Linked DNA regions of Homo sapiens: region 2 is linked to region 1. The links are chromatin contacts, found by Hi-C or POLR2A ChIA-PET in ENCODE. All regions are on one chromosome and are shown on one strand. Each heading gives the region's core, a stretch centred on a gene start or an enhancer-like site at or near the end of the contact. The rest is flanking DNA. Distances are from core to core; before and after follow the strand shown.

Evidence for each region. A loop is a pair of places that touch in the nucleus more often than their neighbours do. ChIA-PET counts read pairs that join two places held with the same protein, here RNA polymerase II (POLR2A). Pooled maps may share reads with other maps.
Region 2: a map of IMR-90 shows a loop between it and region 1 (6-fold over the local background). The contact joins two enhancer-like sites. A Hi-C loop is called at or near these places in 1 of 168 maps with a recorded cell type or tissue (IMR-90) and 3 of 50 pooled maps. POLR2A ChIA-PET finds 5 or more read pairs at or near these places in 5 of 52 experiments (GM12878, MCF 10A, activated CD4-positive, alpha-beta T cell and 2 more).

Annotation. Positions count from the first base shown.
Region 1 is chr17:58,783,411-58,789,636 of GRCh38, forward strand. All of the region lies in intron 1 of PPM1E (protein phosphatase, Mg2+/Mn2+ dependent 1E), which reads left to right. Among named protein-coding and RNA genes, the nearest start is that of PPM1E, 31 kb to the left of the region's middle. Within about 2 kb of position 3,686, at least 2 of the 41 ENCODE cell types and tissues checked have a DNase peak (open chromatin) inside an H3K27ac peak, as active enhancers do; they include IMR-90, where a contact is called at or near this core.
Region 2 is chr17:58,999,405-59,005,630 of GRCh38, forward strand. TRIM37 (tripartite motif containing 37) reads right to left here. Exons shown (of 24, transcript NM_015294.6): 23 at 2,194-2,310; 24 at 1-55. Among named protein-coding and RNA genes, the nearest start is that of TRIM37, 100 kb to the right of the region's middle. RefSeq lists enhancers at 1,849-3,048, 1,993-2,232, 2,283-2,332. Within about 2 kb of position 2,192, at least 22 of the 41 ENCODE cell types and tissues checked have a DNase peak (open chromatin) inside an H3K27ac peak, as active enhancers do; they include IMR-90, where a contact is called at or near this core.

The DNA of each region.
Region 1 (6,226 bases), core at 2,436-4,935:
AATCAGCCATAAGATTTGCCTGCCAAAATTTAATTACTGTAGTTTTTTGAATAAAGGAGGTTGGTTAGGCCTGGACTTGGCATGTATCCAGATTTAGGTACTACCTTTGAGAAAATTGGCGTATGTCCAAATGACAGCAGTATCAGCCCTTTCTCATGTGGCAAAAGAATTAGACTTAATCTAGCCATAAAAGCAGCTCTGGGACATAAGCCCAAAAGAAGGAAGAATTTTCTAGTGATTAGAGCTGTCTAGAGAATAAACAGGATGCTTCGAGAGGCAGTAGTATATTTGTGTAGTGGTTTTGTTTGTTTTTTTGAGATGGAGTCCCACTCTGTTACCCAGGCTGGAGTGCAATGGCGTGATCTCGGCCCACTGCAACCTCCTACCCCCAGGTTCAAGCGATTCTCTTGCATCAGCCTCCCGAGTAGCTGGGATTACAGGTGACCACCACCACGCCCAGCTACTTTTTTCTGTATTTTTAGTAGAGACAGGGTTTCGACATGCTGGCCAGGCTGGTCTCAAACTCCTGTCCTCAGGTGATCCACCTGCCTCAGCCTCCCAAAGTGTTGGGATTACAGGTGTGAGCCACCGTGCCCGGCCTGTTTTTTTTGTTTTGTTTTGTTTTGTTTTGAGACAGAGTCTCACTCTGTTGCCCAGGCTGAAGTGCAGTGGCTCAGTCTCGGCTCACTGCAACCTCCACCTCCCTGGTTGAAGCAATTCTCCCACCTTAGCCTCCCGAGTAGCTGGGATTACAGGTACGCACCACCACACCCAGCTAATTTTTTGTATTTGTAGTAGAGACGGGTTTCACCATGTTGGCCAGGCTGGTCTCGAACTCCTGACCTCAAGTGTTCTGCCTACCGAGGCCTCTCAAAGTGCTGGGATTACAGGCATGAGCCACCACGTCCGGTCCTTGTATAGTGTCTGAATGAAGCTAGTTTACTGCTTTAGTAAGAATGTTATAGAGTGAATCAAAGTTCAGATGTCTTGAATATTGGTTTGATTTTACATTTTTTCATATGGTTACTGGCCATTTGTATATCTTCTTTGGAGAAATATTCATTCAAATCCTTTACCCTCCTCCCCCCCACCACTTTTTTTTTTTTTTTGAGACGGAGTCTTTATTTTTTTTTGAGACGGAGTCTCACTCTGTCGCCAGGCTGGAGTGCAGTGGCACCATCTTGGCTCACTGCAGTCTCCGCCTCCCGGGTTCAAGCAATGCTCCTGCCTCAGCCTCCTGAGTAGCTGGGATTACAGGCCCGTGCCACCACACCCAGCTAATTTTTGTATTTTTAGTAGAGACGTAGTTTCCCCATGTTGGCCAGGATGGTCTCTATCTCCTGACCTCGTGATCCGCCTGCCTCAGCCTCCCAAAGTGCTGGGATTACAGGCATGAGCCACCATGCCTAGCCTTACCCATTTTTTAAATTGGGTTATTTATCTTTTATTATTTGAATTGTAAGAGTTCTCTATATATTCTGGACAGAAGTCCCTTATCATATATGCTTAGCAAGTATTTTCTCCCATTCTGTGAGTTCTTCACTTTCTTGATGGTATCATTTGCAACCAAAGATTTTCAATTTTGATATAGTCCAATTTATATATTTTTTCTTTTGTCACATGTCCTTTGGTGTTGCCCAATCCAAGGTCATGAAGATTTACTATGTGTTCTCTTAAGAGTTGTATAGTTTTAGCTTTTCATTTAGGTCTAAGATTTATTTTGAGATAATTTGTGTATATAGAGGAGTTGGAGTTCAATTTGATTCTTTTGCAAGTGGACATCTAGTTATCCTAGCACCATATGTTGGAAAAACTTGTTCTTTCCCTCACTGAATTGTCCTGGCACTCGAATTTTTAGAAGAATAATATAACTTTTATTTATTTATTTATTTATTTATTTATTTATTTATTTTGAGACAGAGTCTCACTCTGTTGCCCAGGCAAGAGTGCAGTGGTATAATCATAGTTCACTGCAATCTTGAACTCCCAGGTTCAATTCTTCTGCCTCAGCCTCCCAGAGTAGCTAGATGTACCACACCTGGCTAATTTATATATATATATATATATATATATATATATAGTAGAACCAGGATCTCTTTATGTTGCCCATGCTGGTCTTGAACTCCTGGCCTCTAGTGATTTTCCTGCCTCAGCCTCCCAAAGTGCCGGGATTACAGGCATGAGCCACCTTGCCCAGCCATAACTTTTATTTTTTATAAAAAATATAATAAAAACTATGGAAGATAGGAGAGAAAGTACAGTAACCACGACCCCCCCAGTCTTAGGGGGATGCGTTCCAAGACCCCCAGTGGATGACTGAACTACAGATAGTACCAGACCCAGTTGCTGATTGTATTAATTGAAACACGTTTCAGTTCATGTTTTCCACCCACAAATTTACTGCCTTTTCCATCTTAACTGAGCACTTATCACACACTGTGGCTATAACTTTTGCAGTTTGAGGTGTGACAGGAAAACTAACATGAATCTCTTTTTCCTTCACAATTTCATGGGGTTGGGGGAAGATTCATTCTTACCATAAATCTCAGCAACCTCAGCATATGATTTTTTTCTTTCTTGAAATCAAGAACTTTCACCTTTTCACTTTTTTTTTTTTTTTTTGAGACAGAGTCTCACTCTGTCGCCCAGGCTGGAGTACAGTGGCGCAATCCCGGCTCACTTCAAGCTCCGCCTCCCGGGTTCACGCCATTCTCCTGCCTCAGCCTCCCAAGTAGCTGGGACTACGGGCACCTGCCACCACACCTGGCTAATTTTTTGTATTTTTAGTAGAGACGGGGTTTCACCATGTTAGCCAGGATGGTCTCCGTCTCCTGACCTCGTGATCTGCCCGCCTCGGCCTCCCAAAGTGCTGGGATTACAGGTGTGAGCCATCGGGCCTGGCCACCTTTTCACTTTTAAGGAAGCACTTTATGGCTTCTCTTTAGCATATCTGAATTGCCAGCATCACTACTTTTGCAATTTGGGACCATTATTAAGTAAAATAAGAGTTCCTTGAATACAAACATTGCTATAATGTTACCTGACAGTTGATCTGATAGCCAGCCTGGCTGCTAAATTACTAACAGCTGGTAGCATGCACAGCATAGATACACTGGACAAAGGGATGATTCATGTCCCAGGCAGGACGGAGTGGGATGATGCAAGATTTCATCGGGCTGCTACAGAATGGCGTGCAGTTTAAAACTTATGAATTGTTTATTTGTAGAATTTTCCATTAAATATTTTTGGATTGCAGTTGACCATGGGTAACTAAAACTTCAAAAAGTAAAACCATGAATAAAGAGAGACTACTGTAATGCATAATTCTGCCACCGTTACACAACTTCCATATTATTGTTTTTGTTGTTGCCTAATGTTCATCTGCAGTTTATACATAATTTAATAATTAGTCCCTTATTTTGAATATTTAAGTTTAATATTTATTATTTAAATAACATTGCAATCATAATCTTTGTGCATAAGCTATTAGCTTTCTATTGCTTAATTTTCTTTGACACATTTCTGAAAGGATTTCTTCTAAACATATATTGAAAACCACTAGGGGTTAGTTACATAATTTTGATTTTGAAAATTCTGAAGTAGAGGGTGTTAAATAAATTGGCCCATTTAACATTACAATAGCAGCTGATGCGGACCTCTGGCTGTGGGTCAGGCAATGTGCCAAATAGTTGTGTGCATAATCATATTTAGTTCTTACTCAAATTCTATTAGATAAGGAATTCAAGGCTCAGAAAAGTTTGATAACTTGCCCAAAGTCATATAACTAGTAAATGGCAAAGATGGCATACAGGGCTGTGTGACTCTCAAACCTCAGTGGCTCCCATACTGGACATAAACAGTTATGATGGCAAGATTCCCACAGTAATACATTAGATTAAATATTTTGTACAGAAATTCTCTGAATACACATGACTTAAGTACTAATGCATTATTGGCCCAAATTTTTCTTTTTTTTCTTTTCTTCTTTTTTTTTTAACCCACAGCTAATATGATAGCTTAATATTTGTTTGGTAAAAATGGAAATCTAAAAATGGATTTTTCTCTGGAGATTTAATAATTCGTTATTCTTGGACCCATGGACTAATCATTTTGTATTATTTCCATGTGTGTAGCACTTACCATTCCAAAGAGTCTAGAGAGTATACATAACCATACAGAAGTTGTTTCACTTATGAGTACTTTAGTAAAGAAATGGGGCCAGGCACGGTGGCTCACACCTGTAATCCCAGCACTTTGGGAGGCCGAGGCGGGCGGATCACCAGGTCAGGAGATGAGACCATCCTGGCTAACAGGGTGAAACCCCATCTCTACTAAAAATACAAAAAATTAGCCAGGCGTGGTGGCAGGCGCCTGTAGTCCCAGCTACTCGGGAGGCTGAGGCAGGAGAATGGTGTGAACCTGGGAGGTGGAGCTTGCAGTGAGCCGAGATCGCACCACTGCACTCCAGCCTGGGCAACAGAGTAAGACTCTGTCTAAAAAAAAAAAAAAAAGAAAAGAAAGAAAAAAATGGTTTTGGCCGTGTTCAGAGTTTTCTTTAAAACATGAAAATGCCAGTTCTGTACAAATTCTTGTTCCAAATTTCTATTTTTGCAGTCTTTCAGCACATCAAACTGTATAAACTTTTTTTCTTCTTCCCTGAGATGGAGTCTTACTCTGTCGCCCAAGCTGGAGTGCAGTAGCCCGATCTCAGCTCACTGCAACCTCTGTCTCCTAGGTTCAAGCGATTCTCTTGCCTCAGCCTCCCAAGTAGCTGGGATTACAGGCGCTCGGCACCACACCCAGCTAATTTTTGAACTTTTAGTAGAGACGAGGTTTCACCGTGTTGGCAAGGCTGATCTCGTACTCTTGACCTCAAGTGATCCACCTGCCTCGGCCTCCCAAAGTGCTGGGTCTGTATAAACTCTTTCTTTCCTTGATTTTCATCCAAAGAGTTAGAGTGTATACAGATTAACAAGGTGACTGGAGGTATTTGTATGCCCTTGACAGAAGAGTCACTTCAGTCTGCTACAACGGTACTCTTTCACTACGGGTATAGTTTCACATACTATTGTGAGGGAAGAAGGTACATTTACTTAGCAGAAGCCATCCATTTTATGAAATGCCAATTCCCTGAATTTACTTCTTTTAAACTAGTTTTAGTTGATCAGTTTTCATCTTCTTGGTAACATTTAAAAGAATGTTCAATTTGTTTCTGCTCCAATTATCTGCTGCTGTTTAGGAGGAGGTGGACAGAAAAGAATTTCTCATATTCAAGGATATAATAGCAATGAACGTATTTTTTGTCAGTGCAGAATTTAAAGACTAAGACTTTAAGTCTGATCCTCTTCCTTTTTCTGCCGCCTCAGTCTCTGGCAACAATAGCAGGGAGTTAGGGCAGACAAATTGAACATTCCTTTTCATGCTTTATACAGATTGAAACTGATCAACTAAAGAGTTAAAGAAGTGAATTCAGTGACTTGACCTTTACTTGAAATGATTTTTAATAATTTTAGTCAGTGATCCAGAACTCACCTAAGCAGCCAGATTAGCTGAGTTAATCCTAATAATGAATTGACAGATGCTTCAGTTACACTGCCTTCAGATCCTCAAAATTGAGAATATTCATAATGGCATATCACAAAATGGACTATCAAGCCTAATACATAAAATGTACATCTGTTTTGGACTGAAAGATTGACTAATAAAAGCAATTAAGTGATCTTTTCTCTAGAAGTTTGTTTATACTGACTTCTACACCTCCAGCTCTACACTGTTACCAGAGCTCAAGCCCGTAATTCTAAGAACATAAGAAACATTTTACTTTTCATTTCAGTATATCCAATAAAGATTCTGCCTTGTTCCACATCAAATAGCACCTCTTTAGGTTTCTTCAGGCTCATACCTCATTCTTTTCCATCCCACCCCTATTTAGTTATTCATCTATTTCTGTCACTTTTTCCTTTGAAACATGTCTCAGATTTAGTCTTCATTCTTGCTGCGGCCACCCCAGTTCAGTCTTCATTACTCATTGCCTTCTAACTTTATTTTTCTGATTACATTCTTCTTTCTAGTAGTAGGTTAAATTTACACTGCTTTCATCATGTGTCTCCGTGAGGTAATCCCAGGAGCTCTGCAAAATTCACTAGCTAATCTCTGACTTAACATAGGATGTAGTATCAGAAGAATCAGCTATGATCCACTAGTGCTTTTCTTGCTCACTTGACAG
Region 2 (6,226 bases), core at 942-3,441, 210 kb after region 1:
AAGCTGAGATCTTCAGGGCCTATTTGTTCACCATCAGGAAAACTGGAATGTGTATCTATGATTAAAAAATAAATAAAAAATTTAAAATTTAAAAGCATATAACAAGGGCAGTATTTTCCTTCCCAAGTCTTTAAATAATCTTACCAAATGTGTTATTTAAGTGATAAAGATGTGCTGGGTTGTGAACAAATCTCTGTCTTCAGAGAATTTGTGATCTGAGTCAGGTATAAGCAAACACAAAGGAAAAATAAAGGAGAAAAAAACAAAATGTGTAATAGACACCCACAATTAAAAGATGACAGGAATTGTCTCATTTTGTCCTCCTGGGGACAATCTGGGGACAGCTTAAAAAGGGAACAAGAAGCAATGGTGTATATTCTCAAGATTCAAGACCTTATAAACATAAAACATATTTCAAAGCCAATTAAACTACGCATTCAAGTATCACTACAAAAACCCACCAGCACTCCAAATAACTTGCACAAAATTTGGATGCTTATTTTAGAAGCAGAGGAAGTTACTAAAGATGCCTTAATACTTACAAATCATCAAATGCTTGGTTCTGTATTGAAAAAGATACCAGAGCACCAGGAAAATATGCAAAATATAAAGCAGAAAATGGCATAGGCTTAACAATGTTGTCACTCCAGGATATCTTGCAGAGGAATGTTCAGATTGATTATTAAGGCCTCTGGGTAACTTTAAATGTGTATTTCTCTAACTTGACAGTATATCCTTTTACTGATTAATCTGTATTCCAGAAAACTGCTTGACAGCAGAATACTTATGGTATATCCACATGATAGAATATTAGGTTGCCATAAAAAATGAAGTTTATGAAATTTTAAATAACATACAAATATATTTAAGTGAAAAAAGCAGAATAAAAAACTATTTATAAAATATTTAGGTAGGGCTGGCATGGTAGCTCACACCTGTAACCCCAGTACTTTGGGAGGCCAAGGTGGGCAGATCACCTGAGGTCAGGAGTTCGAGACCAGGCTGGCCAACATGGTGAAACCCTGTCTCTACTAAAAATTACAAAAACTAGCTGGATGTGGTGGCACATGCCTGTAGTCCCAGCTATTCAGGAGGCTGAGGTGGGAGAATTGCTTGAACCCAGGAGGCAGAAGTTGCAGTGAGCTGAGATTGTGCCACTGCACTTCAGCTTGGGAGACAGAGCAAGACTCTGTCTAAAAAAAAAAGAAGAAGAAATGCAATGCAAATAAGACAGAAGAAAACAAGGGAAAATATTAATAGTAGGTTTCTCTTGTTTTTTTCCTAATAACTTTTTTGGGGGTAGGAGGGAATAAAAATTATTTCATAATCTGCATGTATTTCTAAGTTATTTTTATTTTAAAAGGTTAAAGTTATCTTACAGTAGGCTAGAAAAGGAAAAAAAACCCAAACATCTGAAATCTCCCCAGGGATTGGCAATCATTTCCTATGAAGGGTAAATATTTAGGCATTGTAGGCCACAAATGGACTCTCTTGAAAATTCTTCTTTGGGCTGGGCACGGTGGCTCACGCCTGTAATACCAGGACTTTGGGAGGCCAAGGCAGGTGGATCACGAGGTCAAGAGTTCGAGACCAGCCTGGCCAACATGGTGAAACTCCATCTCTACTAAAAATACAAAAACATTAGCCAGGCGTGGTGGTGTATACCTGTAATCCCAGCTACTCAGGAGGCTGAGGCAGGAGAATCGCTTGAACCCAGGAGGCGGAGGTTGCAGTGAGCCAAGATCACGCCACAGCACTCCATCCTGGGTGACAGAACAAGACTCCATCTCGGGGCAAAAAAAAAAAAAAAGAAAAAAAAAACCCACAAAGAAAATTCTTCTTTGTTTCTTTTGCTTGGTTTTTAAAGACTCTTTACAAAGTAAAAACCATTCTCAGGTCACAGACTATACAAAAGCAGGTTGTGGACCCCGTCTCTGCCCAGTAAGTAGCACTCATTAGGTGCAACCAAGCCAAATATTACTGGCTGTGTTTTTTTAGTACTCACCATAATAGTTAACCAAAGAATGTTGTCTCACAAATGACAATAATTAAAAAAAAAAAAAAAGAAGTAGAAGCAGAAGAAGCAAAAGCAGTAGAGCGGAAAAAGTAGAAGTAGCAGCAGCAGAAGAAGAAGAAAGAGAAGCGGCAGCGGTGGTTTTAGTAATCTGTGTAAAATGACATCATGTGCTGCACCTTCATCCGGGGGCTGTGTCATGACCATGAAGGAGTCGTGAAACCCGCCCACACTGGTATGCTCTTCCTGCTCCTCATTCTCAGTGTCACATTCAATGTCACTGTCGCTACTCATTCCTGGCAGGAAGGAAGGAGAACATGTTTCTGAAAAGAAACCACTGTAAGTAAAAGGAAACAGAAATCTCCGTATCTGCTAAACTGAGATTCCTATTGAATTTTACATGGAATGCCAAGAATTCAACAAACTAAACACTAACAAAACAAAGACAAAAGTAACCGCACAAACCTCGATTCTCTTTAGCTATTTAGAGTGGTTTTATTTCTGTTCTCAAAGTTTAAAATTGCCCTTTCCATAGTACCTGAAAGTTATTATTTGAAACCAGCATTAATTTTATTATACTGATAATACTTTTTTCCAAATCAAACACTGTTTTTTTTTCAGTCACAAGAGATAACAGGAACTCTTTTAATCCTGATTCATTATAGACATAATTATATTCCCTAGCCTAAAACATAAATATAAATGTGTTATACAAATCCACATGGTGTATGAATATTAGAAATTCTGGCAATTCTAATAATAGTTTGTATTCTAATTGGGCATCTAATTTTTTTGTGTATGTCGGTTGATTTGTATTTATTTTTATTTTTTGAGAGACAGGGTCTCGCTCTGTCACCCTAGGCTGGGCTGCAGTGGCCTGATCATAGCTCACTGCAGCCTCAAACTCCTAAGCTCAAGGGATACTTCCGCCTTAGCCTCCCAAGTAGATAGGTCCACAGGTACATGACACCATGCCCTGCTAATTTAAAAATTTTTTGGAGGGACAGGGTCTTGCTATAATATGTTGCCCAGGCTGGTCTTGAAATCCTGGGCTTGAGAAGAGATCCTCCCACTTTAGCCTCTTACAGTGCTGGGATTACAGGTCACTGTGCCTGGCCACATCAGTTGATTTTTAAAAGAATAATTCTATAAAAAGTATTTGTTTCAGCAAGATAGCAATCAAGAAAACCTGAAAATCTTTCTGCTACAAATCCTTACAAATAGCAAGATAAAATATAAATGTAAAACATTATTTTAATGAACAAGCACATTAAAAGGCAGAAAGGAAATCCACAGTGTCAGAAACAAAGAAAGATAAGGAACTTTCATTAGTGGGTCAGGGACCACAGTTGCCCTGGAGAGCTTCCTGTGAGGATTTTTAAACACTGCCTTGGGATAGAAAAATGAACCCCCCACAGAAAGGGAATTAAAAGTGAGACTAAAACTCCACCCCCTGCATAATGTTAAAATTTTTGTTTGTTTTCTTGAGACAGGGTCTCACTCTGTTACCCAGGCTGGAGTACAGTGGTGCAATCATGGCTTACCACAGCCTTGACCTCCCAGGGCTCAGATGATCCTCCCACCTCAGCCTCCCAACAGGCCTGTGCCATCACACCTGGCTAATTTTTGTAATTTGTTAGTAGACATGGGATTTCGCCATGTTGCCCAGACTGGTCTTCAACTCCTGAGCTGAAGTGATTCACCCGCTTTGGCCTCCTAAAGTGGTGGCATTACAGGCATGAGCCACCATGCCTGGCCAATGCTAAAATTCCTATTGAAAGAACAGACTAGAAAAATGTCTGCCTACTGGCATAGGAAAACAGCAAGGAATTTTGTCTGTTTCTACTGGGCTCTGAAGAGGGGGAAAAAAGTCTTACCTCAAAATTCAAAGTAAGATTTATGTGCCTAATTTCGGTTTGGGATTTAAGGTTGAGGTTCAAATTTTAAGAAATTAACATAAAAATTGTTCAGGAGCTAGTGTTATTTGAATAAAGCAAAAGTAAAATCCTCTCTGGAAGGAAGGTTCTAGGTACAATGGAGCAAGCACATTCCACTCTATCTTTTCCACTGAAAGTAGCAATAAAACCTGGAGAGATGGGTAGTGTAGTTATTTAAGGATATTCATAGTTATTTACTTTGAAAAGTAAATAGAAACAGGCATACTGATGAAGACTGAATTTGAATGACAGCAAAACTGGCAGATTAAAACAAGACCCAGAGTCTTATTAAAAAAAAAAAAAAAAACCTAATGAAAATGTTCAGGATACAACCCCAAATTATTCAGCATATGAAAAACCAGGAAAGACAACCAACAAACATCAATGATGAGATGACACAGATGTCTGGAATTATTTAAGGGCTTTAAAGCTAGATAAAATGCTCATCAGCCAGGCCTGGTGGCACATGCCTGTAGTCCCAGCTACTTGAAAGGCTGAGGCAGGAGGATCGCTTGAGCCCAGGAGTTTGGGACTAGCCTGGGCAACTTAGCAAAGCCCCATCTCTATAAAAAAAAAAAAAAAAAAAAAAAATTTAAAAATTAGCCAGGCACACATTGGTGTGCACCTGTAATTGTCCTAGCTACTAGGGAGGCTGAGGAGGGAGGCCCACTTGAGCCCAGGAGTTCAAGCCTGCAGTGAGCTATGATTGTACCACTGTACTCCAGCCTAGGTAACAGAACACAAGACCCTGAGGGACAGAGGAAGGAAGGAAGAATTAAGAATGAAGGGGATAAAGGGACTGGTCTAAATTGTGTCAAATAGAATGCCATAGAGATAGCAAAAATAACAAAGGAGAGACAATAGATAAAAGGAAAAAAGTTGAAAATTTTGTAGAATTATAAAAAACATTCTGAATTAAATACAAATAAAACATATCAAAATTTGTGGGATGTGACTATAGCAGTGCTTAAAAGGAAAGGTATGACATTATTTATATTAGAAGAGAAAATATCTCAAATCAATAATCTAAACTACTACTTTAAGAAACTAGAAAAAGGAAATTAAACTCAAAGCAAGTAAAAGGAAGGAAATAATAAAAAACATAATAAAATCAGCAGAAAAACAAAAAAACCACAATGAAACAAAATGGTGTTTCTTTGAAAAGATCGATAAAGTTAAAAAAGCCTCTAGGTAGATTCACTAACAAAAAGAGAGCAAACAAAATTTCCAATATCAGGAATGAAAGAGGACATCAACTACAGGTTCTATAAACAGTAAAATATAATAAAATGCTATCAGTAACTGTATGCTCATGAAACCAAAAACAGATGAAATGAGCAAATTCTTTCCTAGGTACAAACTACCAAAGGTTACTCAAGGAAAAATCGATGGGTATTTTAACTCTTAAAGAAATAAAATCTGCTCTAGTTTAAAAAGCTTCCAACAAAGGCAACTGTGGCCCCACATGGCTTCAGTGGTACACTCTTCCTTTTCTCTTTTTAAGAAGAGTTTGGTTAGCATTATTTCAGCCTTAAATATTTAGAAATCGTCTCCATCTTCAGCAAAACAAAAAAACAAAAAAACAAACTTTCCTGTTCTAAAAGAGTGAAGAGTTTACAACAATTTTATGAAGTAGGGGAAAAAGAAAAAGAGCAGAGACGGTTAAAGAGGCCAAAACTAGCTAGTTCTGTGAAGCACCACCTCCACCTTGTGGCCCTTCATGGAACTGTTGCTGAAAACACTAAAACACACTGAGTTGAACTTCAAGGCACAAATTTGACCTCTTATTAGTAGTGTTTCTGAATTCCCGACAAATACCAACCTTCAGGATTCAAAAACAATGAATTGGAATTCTCTGGAATTCCCCAAATCTACATTATTCTTTTAAAAAAGTTATTAAATACATTTTTCAAACTCTATTCATTACATGTGTATCTTTTTTTTTTGAGACGGCGTCTCACTCTGTCACCCAGGTTGGCGTGCCACTGCGTGATCTCAGCCTACTGCAACCTCCACCTCCCAGGTTCAAGCAATTCTCCTGTCTCAGCCTCCCAAGTAGCTGGGATTACAGGCATGTGCCACCACACCCAGCTAATTTTTTTGTATTTTTAGTAGAGATGTGTTTCACCATACTGGCCAAGCTGGTCTCGAACTCCTGACCTTGTGATCTACCCGCTTCGGCCTCCCAAAGTGCTGGGATTATAGGTGTGAGCCACCGCATCCAGCCTACATGTGTATCTTTAAAACAAATCATTTAATTAGTATTTGTAAGAGC